Regions from separate parts of the Mus musculus genome. Here region 2 is linked to region 1. The links are chromatin loops, found by intact Hi-C in ENCODE. Cell type or tissue: gastrocnemius. All regions are shown on one strand. Links, peaks and the distances in the headings refer to the core of each region. The heading gives the core; the rest is flanking DNA.

Region 1 (5,379 bases), core at 103-5,102:
ATCTGAGAGAGAGAGAGAGAGAGAGAGAGAGAGAGAGAGAGAGAGAGAGAGGAAGTCTCCCATTAGCTAACATGTGATCTGACACTGTTCAAACAACACCTGTAATTATTAGAAGGAATACAAAAGTCCATTATTCCTAAATCAAAAGAAATTGAATGGGAAAAAAAATCACCTCTATTACATCACATAGTGAGTTGAGACCATAGGCAAAAATCTTTGGGTATCCTTAAGGAAGCTCGCCTGAATAACCCTACTGGTCTAGTGCAGAGGTAGAATCACTGAAATTTGGGGTGATATCATCAGCCTCAATGAAGCTTCGGATTGCTCGATGGTGGTTCCTGCCCAGATCCTTGAACTCCAGTGAAAGTCCTTTGGCAGCTGTTAGCAAGATCAGGCTGTGGGCATCAGCTGCCTTTGCTGGATCAATTCAGATGAGCCTCCAGCAAAGTCCTTTAAGCTTCTGCCGGGGCTGCAAGGATACTTGAGGTTTCCGTGGTACAATAACATTTTAACTGATGTGTGCATCTCTCTCTCTCTCTCTCTCAGCTCCGCATGTCCTGGCTCATCCGCGGGGTTTTGAGAGGAAACGTATCTCTGGTGCTGGTGGAGAACAAAACCGGAAAGGAGCAAAGCCGGACTGTCTGGCATGTCGCCACTGACGAAGGCTTAAGCCTGTGGCAGCATACAGTGCTGTCCCTCCTCGATGTGACTGACAGGTGAGTTACTATTCATTCCCCCCACCCCACCTCCTGCTTTGTTTTACCCTACAAGGCACAGTGCTGACCTGGGAAGGTCTCACACTCCCCCATGCCCTTTATCTAAGACGTTTGATTGGTTGTTTTTTTCTCTTTGCTATGACAAAGTACCTGACAACTTAAGGAGGGAAGGTGACTTTGTTTGGGTTTTACTGCTGTGAACAGACACCATGACCTAGGCAAGTCTTATAAAGGACAACATTTAGTTGGGGCTGGCGTACAGGTTCGGAGGTTCAGTTCATGACCATCAAGATGGGAGCAGGGCAGCATCCAGGCAGGCATGGTTCAGGAGTTGCTGAGAGTTCTACATCTTCATCTGAAGGCGGCTAGTGGAAGACTGACTTCCAGGCACTTAGGATGAGGGTCTTAAAGCCCATACCCACAGTGACACCCCTACACCAACAGGGCCATACCTTCTAATAGTGTCACTCCCTGGGCAGAGAATACACAAACCATCACAGAAGGGTTTATTTTGGCTCGTAGTTTGAGGGTTTAAGCCATCATAGCAGGGACAGCACAATGACAAAAGCATAAGGCAGCTGGTTACACTGCATCAGAGATGAGTAATCATAGAGCCATAAAAGCTGGTGTTGGCCTGGCTTCTTTCTTTTACTTCAGCCTGAGACTCCTCCCCATTGGATGGTACTGCCCTCTTGGATGGTAGTGCCCCATTGGATGGTACCGCTCCATTGAATGGTTTTAGGTTGGGTCTTCCCACCTCAGTAAACCCAATCTAAAATCCTTTCACTGACAAGTCCAGAGGTCTGTCTCCTAGGCAGTTCTACATCCTGTCAGGTTGGCAGTCAATATTAACCACCACACCCATGTACACACAGAGACATGCACATCTCCTGCCAATTGCCGGGAGCTCGAGATTCTTCAAGGGATGGCGCACTAATGAACACTCATCTCCTGCAGCTCTCACCTGGCCTGATTGGCTTTCTTCAGGATCTGTCTGTGGAGAGAGCAGAAAATGAGGCACTCGAGCTACTACCAAATGATGCTCGGGTTTCATATCTCTATGGCATTTTCTCTCACTTGATGGATGTTGCCTTACTTCCTCTTATTTCCTCTCATTTCCTCTTTCCTCGTTAACAACAAAACCTTAGTGGGTGGGGAAGCTCCATCACTATTCTCCACCGTTCTTTTAAAGAGGAAAAGCTGAAAAAAATCAAAGGAGCAAAACAAGTTTGTCTCTGAGCCAAGACTGGAACCAGGGGGCGGGGGGGGGGGGGGTACTGCTCTATTGATTCAGCTCCAGAGGCAGGTTGACATAGGGAGATGCCAGACTCCTCACTGACCAGAGAAGAGCTTCTACCAGGGACCCTGGTTCTTATCAGACTTTACTACCAGTAACCTCTGTGACCTTGGACAAGAGCCTTGACTCCTTCCAGGTTTAGTCCTTCCCACTTCCAAATGGATATGGCTGGATTACCAGATCTCCAGCTGCATGGGGCATTGGATTGGAGCCGAAGCCTGTGGAGTTCAGCTGTCACTTGTCTCCCTAGGATGGCACTACCCTGCCACCTGCAGTCAGCCTGGAGCAAGCAATGCTTGAGTTAAAAATGGCCTGGCACAGCAGCATGTCTGTGACACTCTGCTGTGCTTTACTGAATATCCCACAGGTGGCACAGACATAGCCTATAGCAAAAGGCAGGGTGGCATCTCACCTACAGGGTAGACTGGAAGGGAAAACCACCTGCTATTGGCTAAGCATCACGCTCTACCATCTAGTGCAGTCTTCACAATAGTCTTACAAGAGATACTCAAATTACCATTCTGGTGAACCAACCTTTGAAATACAAGGACCAAAGGCTCAAAGCAGGGCAAAGAGTGATGCCTGTTGTCATGAGGCTTCGTAAGTGTGGAGCTGGGCTTTGAATTCTTCTCTCAAACCTCATAATATGCTGTTCCTTGCCACTTCTAATGGGAACTCTCCTGTCATAGAGAAGAAACCCCCTTCTAACTCAGAACAGCATCCATCCTCTCCTTCCAATGTATGTGGCTTGATGATCAGAGCCCATAGATGTCCCCAGGCTCAATGACCCTGGGACAAATGGATTTAATTAAAGTGGAGGAAGGGGAAAGTATGAGTGCCACCTCCATAGGCCGGTATTTCATCCTTGGGGACTGTGACAGTCACACACAGGGATTGGAACCTTGCTGGCGGTGCTGGAGCCATCCCTCCTGGGAGATGTAAAATTAATTCTGACTGTTACCCCTTCTCTCTTCAACCCAGCAAGTTCTCTGTTTCGTAGCTACTCCAGGGGATTTAAAGCAAGGAGGACGTTGAGTCCACTGGCTCCCTTCCGCAGGAGATGCATTTGAAGGAGACTTTGTTCCTAGCCTTCCTCTTCCCCCCACTGATGGTCACTAGCAGACTGGTATTTCCAATATTGATCCTGAGGCCAAAGCATCCATTTGAGGACTCAGTGAAGATTCAGACAAAAGCCAGCTTGGTTCACAATGCACCGTGACCTAATTCACACATAATTACAGGGGGAAGAAAATGTCTCCATTCACAAAAAAAAAACGCCTGCCAGCCACCAACTTGTTCTCAAAGCTAGAGGCAGTGTGGGAGGCACGCAGACCGGAGGCACAAGATGAGGAAGCGCAGGTGAACTGTCTGATAGTTTCGCTTGCTAAACTCAAACTAGACTATAGCAGCAACGGAGAGGAAGTGGGACAGCAGCGTGTCCAAGTGAGCGCAGGCTTTCAAGTGGACGGTCCCAAGCTTAGTTAGTGGTGTAACCTCATCCCATCTATTGAAACTCCCCGAGTCTCACCATCCCATCCTGTAAGCAGTACTTCACCAGGTTGTTATGGGAATAAATAATAGGATCGCCAAAAGAATCTATACATAACGGGGTGTCAGGAGGTTTTCAGCATCTTTTATTCTAGCCTCTAAGTGGCTTCATAAGTAATTTATTGAACAAACAGTACAAATCCAGCCACTGATCTTCCATGTTCTGCAAAATGGAGGCATACAGCTGTCTCTGGTTTGGGGAAGAAAAGTGGTGAACTCCTCGGTACACACTAAATGCTTCAACACTAAAAGCTGCTAATAAGGAATATTACTAAAAATGACAAACTTCTCTTCCCCCATCACCTGCACAGTGCCTCAGAGGAGTCTGGCATAGTCATCTCAGAAATGATAACGATAATGATAACCTCAAAGGTGAGGTTCTTGTGAGTGCGTAAATCGTAGAAGTCCTGCAACTTCTTCTGACCTCCTCCCAGGAGAGAGGCCACCCCAGCTGCCTGGATTGCCACAAAGTGGAACGGGGGCAGGGGGAGGTTAAAGGAGAGAAAGAAACCAATTAGGGAAGAAAGTAACAGAAAATGAGAAATGAGCAGAGGACAGAAGCAAACCACCTCCCTTCTCCCAGCCCCCGGTGGTAGGCATTCGCAGTCTATGCCCTCAGCCTTCATCCCACATCTCCACCATTCAGCACCTTCCTCGTTGTCAGCGCCCCATCATAGACCTTAGCCGTTGGAAACATTATTCTCCATGCTTCCTTATATCATCTCTGCTCCCCCAGGGTCTCCAACCTGTACAGTCAGGAAGTACTCTTTTCAAAGATCCTATCATAGATAAGATTCCCCATAACCTCTGGACCGCCCATGAGCAATTCTTTTAAACACAAGTCTATTCATGTCCCTGGCTTCCTGGGGCTTTTAGGGCATTCCCTATGTTCTCCAATAAGACCTTTCTTTAAGGTTATGTGTGATGTGTCCAACCTCAGCTTCAGTATCTCATACCATTCATTCTCCTCCTCTGCCTAGACTCCTCTCACTCGGTGGTACCATGCCAAAGTTCCTTACCAAGCCAAAACTCCTTACCTCAAGCTTTTGCATTTTCAAGTTTCTGCACATTAATATTCTTCCTTTGCCATCCACACTTGTAAATACCACTCCTCGCTCACTGTTTAAAGAAGTCTTCCCTCCATCCTGGGCTATCTGTGTGCCCACAATGTGTCCTTGAGGCTCTTGAGGCAAACATGTGCCTTTTCTTTCATTTTTAATGGGTTTTTTTTTTAAATATTTGAATTGGTACACAGGGCAGAGATCATGTCCCTATCTTATATGCCACTGCTTTCTGAACCTAGTAGCGTGCCTAACATGAAAAGCTCAATAAATCTATGTTGCCAGAATATGTCTTGAGAAAAATTGACTATATACCTCAAAACAGCAGCTGAATGAGCTGAGAATTCACCATTGGAATCCCTCCAGTTACCCCTCTTCTGTCCAACCTGTGTCTAGCAAAACAGACGAGACCACTTTATAATAAACGCGACCACAAAGAGTTCCATATTTCAAAGCAGCGCCTGTGTCCTGTCAGAAAAACCAAAACAGCATTTGTTACTCTTGTGACAGGGAGACCCTCTTTGGGGACTCGCCTGGTGCCTGTGCTTTCTTTGTGTGTGGTCACTGTCCTGTCAAAACCACTTTATGAGAAAGACTTTGATCTTAACCGTGTGCCACCCCCCTCCCCCCGGCGCCTGTGAGTTGGGAGCTTGAGCTGAGCGTGGAGACCAAAGAACTGCAGTCAGATTGCTCCCACGCCGCAGCAGTATCTCAGTGACTGTGCCATGTGCCCATTAAAAGGCTGGCAGCCAGAAGC
Region 2 (5,379 bases), core at 262-5,261, 550 kb before region 1:
ATGAATTGGCAAGCTCTAGGCTCGGTGAAAGACCCTGTCTCAAAAGGTAATATGGAGAGTGATGGAAGATTATACCAGACATTGCTTTTTTGGCCTGCATTTGCACCTATACACACAGGAACACATAACATAAGCATGTTTGTGCAAACACACACATATAGACCACCTCCGACACCTGCAAGATGGCTGTAAACGACTGAATGAAGCAATCGTGTGAAGTGCATGAACAATTGGTGGCCCACAGTAAGTGCCCGACAGAAAGCAGCAGTTACTCTGTGGACTGAAAGATCTTTGAGAGTAGTTCTTCATCATGTTCAGTGTCATTGTCCTCTAAACAGCTCAGCATGTGGAAAACAAGTGACACTGAATTCTTCAACCCAACTGGTGAAATCCACAGAGGGAAGCTCAGACACGCATTATGCCCAAGGACTGATAATGTGGAGGCAGCCAGATTTTCTCTTTCATTTTCTAGACTCAGGGCCAAGCCTCCATCCATCCAGTCTGCTACCTGATTCACGTAGAGCCGTTTCTTACACAGCACAACAGAGGGTGATAGAGAGAGACATGAGCATCGATACAGGGTAGTACTGTCTTCTCATCCATTTTATAGTGAGATAACCGGGGATCACATCAGAGCAGGAAGATGTGCGGCCTCATGCTAACGTGTCTTCTGAGCATATCGAATCCTAAAAGGCTAAAGGTCTTGTCCTCCAGCAAGCCTCTGCCTTCTGTGCTGTGACTCTACTTCTCTGTGCAAGGGTTACTTAAGCTTTCCACTCCAACCCCTGACACACCAACTTTCTCCTGGCCCTCTTTCTTCCCCCATCTCCTGCCTCTGTTGAACGTGTTTTTATGAGTATTTGCGGCCAAGTCAATTATTGACCATCTTGACCATTTCAGACCTGAGCTCAACTGTTACTACCTCAGAAGAGAAGGCCTCTCCATTACCTCCCAGATTCCCACGTGTGTTCTCTTGGTAAAGCCACACATTTACATTTATTTCTATGTTTACTTGATTCACATCCCCAAGACTCTGAGAGTCTGACATTACCAAATGCTCTCCTAGTGTCTGCAGGCTGAATGGATAGGATGTGTGAATGTTAGGGAACAGGTTTAGTGGGCTGAGCAATGTGCTAGAGAAGCAAGGACTTAGCTTTTTATTTGATTTAAGTAGTTTTTTAGAGAAACTCCAGGTCTCTAGGGGAAATACCCCCATACTGTGATGTTGCAGAAGAGAGAGGTGGGTAGTTTCTGCGTAAATCCTTATTTGCATATATGTAAGCTGAGTATCCCAGTCCACTCCCAAATACAATCCATCTTGGCCTTAGATGCTCTTGTTTGGTTTGCCCTCTTGAAAGACTTATTTTTCTCCCTTCATTTAACTTTGTTTCTACGGTTCTGACACATCAGGCTTTGTGTGGCTCTTGAACATACCTGCATAAGACACCTTCGGTCAGGGACCAATGCTATATAGGCCTCCTTCTCCCAGCTTTCTGAAGTTACCACCTGCTGGCTCTACATTCCTGCTTTCTTGGCCTCCTACTTTTTACAGTTCTGCCTCTAGTGCTCTGGAGCTGGTATCTGAGCATCCTGGATTTCAATCCAGTTTCTTTACCAGGTTGAACAAGATGAGCTAGAGGGCCATCTCTTGCTGGTCTGTTTCCACGGAGATGACAATGCAGATGTGAAGTGATAGTGAATGTTCTAACTGTTCTCCACTATTTGTGACCCCCCCATCTGTTGTTGAAGGTACACAATAAACTTGTTCATAAACCGACATCTTGGAATGATAACTTACCCAGATGGAGAATTGTGAAGCTCCCAACTTCCCTAACATTGCTAGAATTAAGCATGTAATGAGAATGGTTAGCCTATTCAGGTGATAGTGGCCATTAACCCAGACAGATGCTCACAAATAATGCCTTACACTCACTGTATAATAATGAGTGCTATTAAATATAAATGACCTCATTCGTCCTCCTGGCATGTATGTCCCATAGAGAGTGACACATATGTATATCACCATTTAGCATCTGGGGAAACTATTACCGAGACAGGTGAGGTGATTTTTATCTACTCCCAAGGTTAACTATTAGATATTGAACCTTGGGAAGGTATTGTCTTTAGAGGACATGTGCCATAAATGCTGTACTGTAGTCTGAGGGTGGGATTCAAAGCCAAAATGCAGAGGCAGATCTGGGTCAACTGTGCTGGGTTTGGGTCAGGATGGCCCACAGCACAAACACTGAAAGGACAAGGAACTGAGACGCAACTAGAAGCCCAGCCTGTGGTCATTCCTCAGCATGGGAGAAAACCCTCCTGGGGTTCTGTTCCTCTGCAGACCCTGGTCTCAGAAGGCTGGTTTGTGACCCAGGGACTCTGAATTGTTCTGGTGATGTCAATGTCCTTGAGCACTGGGCCACTTAGGAGAGCAAGGATTCAGAAGCTCTGGAATAAGACTGGAGAAGACCTTGAACTAACATGACTCCTCCTACTTGAAGTCTCCATTAGACGTCCCAGATCTTCAGTGGGATCTCCCTACCTACTGGGAAGGAATTCTGTGCTGTGCCTCGCTTCTGGAAACTCACTAATGATTATTTTGTCTTAGCCTGTGTTAGCTCCTTTTCTTGAAGATTAGAAGATTTACTTTCCTGCAATGATTAACTCGTTGAAAGTGGAGAGAACCCTTGGCTGTTGGCGTCTTTGTGAAGGATAAACCATGTGTTTGTTCACAGTGTTGAAAGAAATGATTGAAAATAAGTTTTCCTGGAGGTATTTACAGCCAAGAGTGTTCCTGAAACATCTACTTCACAGTGAATAGAGAGGGCGATAGGCCACACAAACACTCTGTCTTCAGCATGCCAGAGACAGATCTACAGTAAGCTGCTCGGCAGCCAGTGGCTTCATGCCACTTCAGTTTGCCAAGGGAGCGATGAAGGATGCCCAGCCTGGAGAGCAGAAGCTTGGGAGAGACAGAAAAATTATGGCATCAACTTAATGGAAATCTCGTATCTTCACCCAGAGGCTGACAGCACCTCTACTCCCGTCATCCCAGAGCATTGGCTGAGTCAGTAGTAACTGAAAGGAGAAACGAGAGTTGAATGGAAAGAGGCAGCCCCACAGATGGGGACCATATGACCCATGAACCTTACTTCGGCTTCAATGAATCTGAGACAGTCTTAGCTGGCACTCAGGGATTTTTCTAACACTATAACTGAATATCGTTATGATGGATGCAGTGTTCATGGCAAGTAATGTTTTACCCTTCGTAGGTAGGAATTCTCTTGGCGACTACATTCATACACACGTGCGACTATAGTCTAGTCTTTGGGAAACCTGTGACCAACTTTGAAATAAGTAAACTCACTTGTGAATAGTCTCAGACTCTGTGGGGTAAGACTCAAAGGCATGTTCTTATTCTCCATTTTACAAACATTTGGAACGTGCCCTCCCACCTTTGAGCTTCCTGTCTTTGGAAGAGACATTAGCATCTACAAGCTCAGGTTCAGAGGTTCCTACAAACACAGCTACATTAATTCAGCCTTCTCTATCTTTCATTATATGAAGTGGTGGGAATCTGTCTTAGGTTATGAAACCAGCTTCTTAGAGGAAATATTAAATTACCACATGTAGGGCTTGAGCCTACCGATGAAAATCCCTGACCTTACCTTCAGCCAACAGGATTCACTCAACAAATTGGACGATGTAGTGGAAAGAATAATCTGAAAATATCTTGTATGTGTAGGCTTGGCAAGAACTCAGGACTGTAGAACAGCTTTATAAGATGGACACCCAGAGAGTATCATGTCATCACTGAACTCCTGGAAGCAAGTATGTTTCTTGGTGGCAGTGTTTGTTTGACCTTCTTTGAAGGTCAGTGGGTCTCTGCATCAGACAAGGGACCACCATCTAAGACTCCTGAATAATTCTTTAGCCTCTCTGAACCTTAATTGTTGGCATGTAAACTAACCTTACAGGCCTTCCCCTCCAGCTCTGATAGTTCATTTTTTTCCTGGGCTTGGCAAGCCATGCATTTGGTGCTGCCTCTGAGCTATATGTTGTTCTGAGACTATTACTTGATGTCTCTAAGCTGCTTCTGCTTCCCTCCAGCAATATTTGTTCCATCAAACATCTTATAATCATTACTGGATCCAGACTGATTTCTTCCTCTGTCTCCCACACTTGGATTTAGATCCATGTGTTTGGAAACCAATTTCTTGAAAGCAAATCTTTCTGAATGTTGCACCATTAACATAATGGTTAAATGGCTCTACAATTTGACATCAGACTAATACTAGAATGGCATGTGTGCTGTACAATTGTGACCATGTACTACATAAAAGCATCCTGAGGGCAAAGCAGCTGCTATGACCCCTAATGCAAAGAAACCACACAGTACTCTCTGTTTAGCACTCATAGTTGGCACATGGGGATCCCTAAAAGAGGTGGGAGAAGCTGGGGTAACTGAGATCTGATTAATTGCTCCAGTTAGTCATGGAGGACAAGACAGGCTTTGCTCTGGCACTGGATTTTCTCCGGGGGAAGTGTAAAAACATTATTGTGTTCATTCCTTGCACACCAGGCACACTGGCTGCTGCTTCAAGCACAGAAAGAGTTGCGTAAACATTTTAATATTGCATAAAGCTTGTATAAGACTGACTGAGTGTGTGAATGCTAAGCCCTAACACAGAACGTGACAGAGTGAGAGAGCGGACTATGGAGCAAGGATTGTCTTTCTTGTTTATCAGTAGGAGAGGCTGTCAGGGAGGATTTTGATGATTCTCACTATAGATTTTTTTTGGGGGGGGTGGGCATGGTGATCTATCAAAGCCCATCACAGATCAAGCCTAAACACCAAAAAAACTACAAGCATATTTTCTGTTTATAACTTGATTCCCCTCACTCCTCACCCCGGCGCTCAAGTTCTCAAAACACAGCTGTTCCATGTTTCTTTGCCTCCAACAGTCTGGGATTTCTCTGTTGGATCTCTCTTACCCCACAGGAAAGACTGGCTTCATGGTGACTTCAAAACTATAATCCTTGCCTTCTTCCTACAGAGCTATCAGCCTAGCTGGAGTCACCAGGACGGTGACAGTAGGACAGGGTAGTCTCAGGTGAGCACTTCTCACCTGAAAGGGCCTTTGGGAGCAGTTATCCAGAGGAAACATGCTGTATTTTATTTTATTTTATTTTATTTTATTTTATTTTATTTTATTTTATTTGTAGCACTTATCAAGACCTGGCTAGCAGTAGCTGGCCAGCCTTGGCAAAGATTCCACACTCGGCCTCTGAGGCATCTTTTGTACAACTTCCCACACCCTTCTCCTGGGAATACCAGTTATTTTGTTTTCTACTTTTTTTTGTTGTTTTGTTTTGTTT

The links. Hi-C counts contacts between places; a loop is a spot of excess contacts. Peaks named below come from ENCODE experiments on the same cell type or tissue, not always from the same donor. Only the 100,000 strongest peaks of a DNase experiment are listed, where the experiment ranks them.
Region 2: a loop joins it to region 1, with 3 times the contacts of the local background. A loop is called at or near these places in 13 of 42 quality-filtered maps.

Annotation. Positions count from the first base shown.
Region 1 is chr17:71,962,823-71,968,201 of GRCm38, reverse strand. It overlaps Alk (anaplastic lymphoma kinase), which reads left to right. Exons shown (of 29, transcript NM_007439.2): 9 at 547-716. Among named protein-coding and RNA genes, the nearest start is that of Gm41613, 160 kb to the left of the region's middle. In gastrocnemius, for the core only: a CTCF peak has its summit at 2,289; DNase peaks (open chromatin) are centred at 641, 1,622 and 2,236.
Region 2 is chr17:72,508,454-72,513,832 of GRCm38, reverse strand. The region is part of intron 1 of Alk (anaplastic lymphoma kinase); the gene reads left to right. Among named protein-coding and RNA genes, the nearest start is that of Alk, 93 kb to the left of the region's middle. In gastrocnemius, for the core only: no CTCF peak of the experiment used is centred there; a DNase peak (open chromatin) is centred at 2,928.